Regions from separate parts of the Homo sapiens genome. Here region 2 is linked to region 1. The links are chromatin contacts, found by Hi-C or POLR2A ChIA-PET in ENCODE. All regions are on one chromosome and are shown on one strand. The core of a region is the stretch at or near the end of the contact, and the rest is flanking DNA. Distances in the headings are between cores, read along the strand shown. Region 1 overlaps PPIL4 (peptidylprolyl isomerase like 4). Region 2 overlaps LOC124901426 (a long non-coding RNA gene).

Evidence for each region. A loop is a pair of places that touch in the nucleus more often than their neighbours do. ChIA-PET counts read pairs that join two places held with the same protein, here RNA polymerase II (POLR2A). Pooled maps may share reads with other maps.
Region 2: a loop to region 1 is called in a pooled map, with 3 times the contacts of the local background. The contact joins two enhancer-like sites. A Hi-C loop is called at or near these places in 1 of 168 maps with a recorded cell type or tissue (naive thymus-derived CD4-positive, alpha-beta T cell) and 11 of 50 pooled maps. POLR2A ChIA-PET finds 5 or more read pairs at or near these places in 3 of 52 experiments (activated CD4-positive, alpha-beta T cell, activated naive CD4-positive, alpha-beta T cell and naive thymus-derived CD4-positive, alpha-beta T cell).

Annotation. Positions count from the first base shown.
Region 1 is chr6:149,507,343-149,510,145 of GRCh38, forward strand. All of the region lies in intron 12 of PPIL4 (peptidylprolyl isomerase like 4), which reads right to left. Among named protein-coding and RNA genes, the nearest start is that of ZC3H12D, 24 kb to the left of the region's middle. Within about 2 kb of position 1,354, at least 2 of the 41 ENCODE cell types and tissues checked have a DNase peak (open chromatin) inside an H3K27ac peak, as active enhancers do.
Region 2 is chr6:149,146,647-149,149,538 of GRCh38, forward strand. All of the region lies in intron 1 of LOC124901426 (a long non-coding RNA gene), which reads left to right. Among named protein-coding and RNA genes, the nearest start is that of TAB2-AS1, 110 kb to the right of the region's middle. Within about 2 kb of position 1,433, at least 3 of the 41 ENCODE cell types and tissues checked have a DNase peak (open chromatin) inside an H3K27ac peak, as active enhancers do.

The DNA.
Region 1 (2,803 bases), core at 104-2,603:
CACAATCCCAATAGTTCTTGTCATATTATAAGAGTCCCTGAGGTAGAAAAAATGAGTAGGCATTTTGGTTTAGCCTTTTGCCATCAATTTTCTAGTAAAATATGACATTCTGAGATAAAAGAATTTTTGTGCTTCCTATAACATATACAAAATAGAAATATTCATATACTATTATATCTGTACATCTTGTACTTATTTCTGTATTGGTTGAGACAAACTTTTAAAATGCCGAGACTGCTGGCTGATGTATAAATTTATAAAATCCTCAGTATGTTATTATACAAATGGGCACTTAAGTGCTTTGAGTATTTAAAATAGAAGAGATAAAAGATTATGTAGCACTTCATTCTTTTAAAAATTTGAGGAAGCTGAATATTTGAATTGGACTGAAACTTTAAAATCACTCCTACTCGGGAGTAGTTTTCAAAGCTACACAAGCTTTGAAGTCAGGTAGATCTGGGTTCAAATAGTCTTTGACATTTAGGAGATGTGTCAAACAAGTACTCTTAAGGTTAGAATAATTAGAGAAGGTTTCATGGAGAAGTTAGGATTTCAGATGAGCCTCAAAGGGTAAGTGAGCTTGGGTCTGAATGGGCTGCAAGAAGGCTAATGAAAGTAGTGTAAGTGAAAACTGAAAAGCAAGGAAAAATGAGCCCTGTATGTATGAAGGGGAAAAGTTAAAGTGGCTGAATGAAGCCATGTAAGAGGAGATCCTCCAAGTACATGCTAACACAGTGCTAAGAGCTTTAGGAGTGCAATATCCTCATTCTAGAAATAGGGAAACTGAGACTCAAGAGATCTGCACAGGTTGGAGATAATTTAACTTGACATCCAAAATTAAAAAGGGGGGAGTGGTACAGAATAATGGGGAAAAAATCCAACACCTGACTGAACCAAATAAATGTTAAAATTCTAGCTCTCCCACTATAAAGGCCTAAGGGCCTGTGGGATCAGTATCTTCATATCTAAAGTGAGATAAATGAATTAGATAAGGTCTAGGTCCTTTCCAGTATGAATTTTTAAAAGTTATATTATTTATACATTTAAAACATAAGACAAGATGATTAAACTACCATGTGGCAAAAAAAGAAAAGAAAAAACGAAGAACACAAAATGGCCAATTTAAAGCAATTAACCTAGCAAATGACTTGAAATAAGCAATCAAAAAAAGTCTAATCTAATTAAAAGCTATCCTTGCTCAAGTCTCTGGGACTAAATCAAAGATCTGGTTAAATCTTAGTCACCAAGATAACATTAAATCACTAAAATGACAGAAAAAGTACAGTCAAGAATACAAACACTATGAAAACCCCAGTGGAAAACTGACAACCAGCATGAATACTTCTCAGCAAGGCAACCCCCAGCTGAATACGCATTTCCTGTAACCCCAGTAAAACCCAAACCTCAACAACACAAAAACCATCTCTGGAATTAAGACATGAGGTGGAAAATTAAACAAACGTTTTCGAATTGATTAGTAAGGCTAGTTACTCAATAAAAAACAAAGAATTTGAAGAAATAAGTTAAAATACTCTTGGGAAACCAGACTCACTAAGCAAAACACCGACAAACAGGAAAATATGAACTATAGCTGAAATTTGTCTAGTACTGAAAATTCTCTTTAATGAATTTTAAAAAATAAAAAACAAAATAATAAAAAATCGGGGGGCCATTAAAATCTTAAATACTGATGCTGAGTTTTATTAGGAAGAAGAGAAAATTAATGTAGCTATATCATTAAATCAAAGTACAAAACTTTTTAAAATTTAATATACTTTAAGGGGAGAAGTTAGGAGATCATTATTCAGAATTTAATAATTTTATAGTTAATATTGCCTTAAAATTTCAACTTAAAATTGCCTTAAAATCTTTTTAAAAATACTAATAGCATTCCCCCAAAATCTTGATGCTTTTACTCCATGCAAAATGAGAAGGATATTTGCTACTGTAAGGTTTCAAGTAATCAAACAGCAGAATCAGAAAGACTCACACAAAAAAAACACAACCAGTCTGAAATTTTTTAGACCTCTGATTATCTCAAACACACCAATGTTTATTTATCTCAGGCTTAAATTCATGGACGGTTCCATGTACAAGTGCAGGATGAAAAGCTGGAGCTAAAAGCAGCACATGGAGGGGGAAAGAATTCAGAGTTTTTAGTGGAAAACATGCTAAACATTCACAGGAATGTGATACAGCCACCAGTAAAGAAGACTGATGCGACCTCAGACTAAAGTAATAGAGTACAGACATTTAAGAAGGAGGAGATGTGTTCCTATTAGATCACATTGGAATATTATACTATGGGACAAATTTTATTAAAATAACATTAGAGTTTAGGAAAGAAAACTGATGAGAATATACCCCAGGTAAGAAGACGAGCAAAAGTAGTTAGGAGTATGTTTCAAGTTAAGAGTAGTTAGTTTCAACTATGAAACTAAACTGTGGTTCCACTACTTACTAGCTGTGTAAAACTATGGGCAAGTAACAATTTTTGTTCTCACTTTGTTGTGTGAAAGGGGGATAAAAGAACCCACCTTACATTGTAAGGACCAAAAAATATTAACTACTACTACTTTTTTCTTTTATTTAAAATTTTTATAGAGACAGGGCCTCCTATGTTGCCCAGGCTGGTCTTGAACTCTGGGATCAAGCGATTCTCCTGCCTCAGCTTCCCAACATGCTGGGATTACAAGCATGAGCCACTGCACCTGGCCTACTACTACTTTTATTACCACCGATTCATGTGAGAAATATTTGCAGGAACCAACAAAAGTATGGCCTGAAAACGGGATGAGGCATG
Region 2 (2,892 bases), core at 183-2,682, 360 kb before region 1:
TAATTAGATCCCATTTGTCAATTTTGGCTTTTAATGCCATTGCTTTTGGTGTTTTAGACATGAAATCTTTGCCCACACCTATGTCCTGAATGGTATTGCCCAGGTTTTCTTCTAGGATTTTATGCCCAGGTTTTCTTCTAGGATTTTATGCCCAGGTTTTCTTCTAGATTTTCTTCTAGGTTTTCTAGGTCTTATGTTTAAGTATTTGATCCATCTTGAGTTGATTTTTCTATAAGGTGTAAGGAAGGGGTCCAGTTTCAGTTTTCTGCATGTGGCTAGCCAGTTTTCCCAACACCATTTATTAAATAGGGAATCTTTTCCCCATTGTTTGTGTGTGTCAGGTTTGTCAAAGATCAGATGGTGGTAGACGTGTGGTGTTATTTTTGAGGCCTCTGTTCTGTTCCATTAATAAAGTCAATTACTTTAATCTCACATATCTTAAAATCAGATAAAGCATATTTAAAGTGGTATAGTAATGACAAAACTTACTACATTCATACAATCCCTACAAATACATACCCTACATAACAATAGCAATATTACATTAGAATTTTTGTTCTGGATTTACACACTTGCCCAGTGAAGGCCAGCATTAGCACCTCTGGCTGGCCACAGGAACTGGGACATGTCCACTTAAAGATTTTGACATTGGACTGGCCACTGCTGACCAGATGATACTGCCCAAGCCACAAGCCAACAAGTTGAGCCCTGATTTAACTTAGACTCTGTCTTCTTATCCAATCACTTACTGAAATACTTTCATAACGTTTTTCTGCATACCCACACTCCTCTCCAATTCCCTGCCCCACCCAGATTGCAACACTTTTATGTCTTTTCATTCGTGAAATTCTGTACCCTTTAATATTTTACTTTGACATTTGTTTTATCATTTCTATAATCATTTGTTTATACAAGGCTAACTCGGGGGGGAATTAATTTTGAATTATAAATTCACAAAGGCATTAGACACTTGGCTAGAGGATGAGCTGGAGATAAAAATTATTCTTAGACTATAAAGTATCTAAAATAAAGAAAAAAGAATTTACAAACATCTTGAAACTATAGGTTAAGGAGTTTCCAATTGTTTCTGACATGCAGGGATTGACAAATAAAAAACATTTCAGTGCTGGTTGCTAGCTTAAGATTTCTAAAATGTCACTGCATTTGTCTCTGTCCAATGCAGACCTCACTGAGGATATGCAGATGCTGTTACAGTAACAGCAATAATCCAAAATGTAATGACTTATTACCCCTACCTGCTCGTGCAAGACCTTGGGCACCTCTAAATTCCATCCAAATATTTCCTGGGGTCCCCCACAAATGTCTCACATGTTTTCATAAACAAAATCACTTATGCAGTTGAGGCAACATTTTTATTTTTCAGAGACAGGATCTCATTCTCTTGCCCAGACTGGAGTGCGGTGGTGTGATCATAGCTTACTGCAGCCTCGACCTCCTGGGCTCAAGACCTCTGAGTAGCTGGGATTACAGGAATGAGTCACTGCACCCAGTCCTAATTTAATTTAAGCATTTTTCAGAGACTGCCCCAATGTGCTCCAGACCCCGGATGACATGGGTTCATTCTGCAAGAAGGTTTCCAGATTAGAATCCCTTTGGGTACGGAATTTGGGGAAATAGTTTGGGGAAATGATTCTTTCAGCTTTTCTTTTAGCTTTTAGCTTTGCAGGGATTCAGCTAAGACAAGAGCTAAATAGGGCAGGCAGGGACTGGGAAGGGAAATATAGAGAAGAAAAAAATGTAAGAGATGATAAGCACCAGCATTCACACATGAAGATGACACCTTATGATGGATTGTGGTGATGGGGATTAAAGAGGAGTCAAAGTGAAATTAGAGTTTCTCGGCTGTTGCCAGGACAGTAAATAACAAAGAGGGAGGATGGATTGTACACAGGAGAAAGATAAGAACTTTTCTCTCAACTTCCTTCATGTACTTCGGCATGCGTTCACACAAACCTCACCTCGACGTTTTGAGAAGGAAATGTATTTGTGGTTCTTCAGTTGACATCTATTTTCTCATGTGTATTTTGCAAGCTTTGTAGCCCTAAGATAAAGTCAAAACAATGAAATTCTGTTTATTAGTGTTGTTACAGTTATTAAACTCCATTTTCTCTTTTGGGAAACATCAGTTCCATTAGAATTAGAAGATTGTCCCCAAAAATGTTTTCACAAGGATATTTGAGGATGCTTTTTTCATGATGGAAACGAATCGAAACAAATGTCCACCAGTGAGTGAACTGGGTAAATTAAGATCTATACAGATGATGAAGTCATTAAGAATGATCCATTCATCCATTCGTTCATTCAACATTTTTTTTTTGAATGGTAACTGTATGTCAGGCACTATTCTAGTTTCTTCAGAGGTAAACAAAGCCGGCAAAATGTTCTGCTCTCCTTGACCTTACAGTCTAGTGGAGAGAGACAGTAAACAAAATAAGTAAGGAAAATATATGTTAGATGTCAAGAAGCACTATGGATACAAATAAAGCAGGCAAGAGGATTAGGGAGGCCAAAGAAGGATGCCATTTAAAATAGGGAGATGAGGGAAGATGACATTTGAGTAAAAATGTGAAGGAGAAAAGGGAGAGCCACATGGATATTAGGGTAAGCTGCCTTCTAGGCTTATGGAAGAGCAGATGCAAGGGTGCTGAGGCAGGAGCAAGCCGGATGTGCCCAAGGAACAGAAAGGAGACTGGTTGAATAAGAGAAGTAAGTGAGCAGCAGAGAAGTAAACTAGAGGATCAACAAGATCAGAGATGCCAAGTTACACAGGGCTTGTCATAGACTTTAGTTTTTATTCTAAGTGACATGGGAGATCTTTGGACAATTTTGAGCAGACAAGAGCCATGATCTTATTTATGTTTTACAGGATCC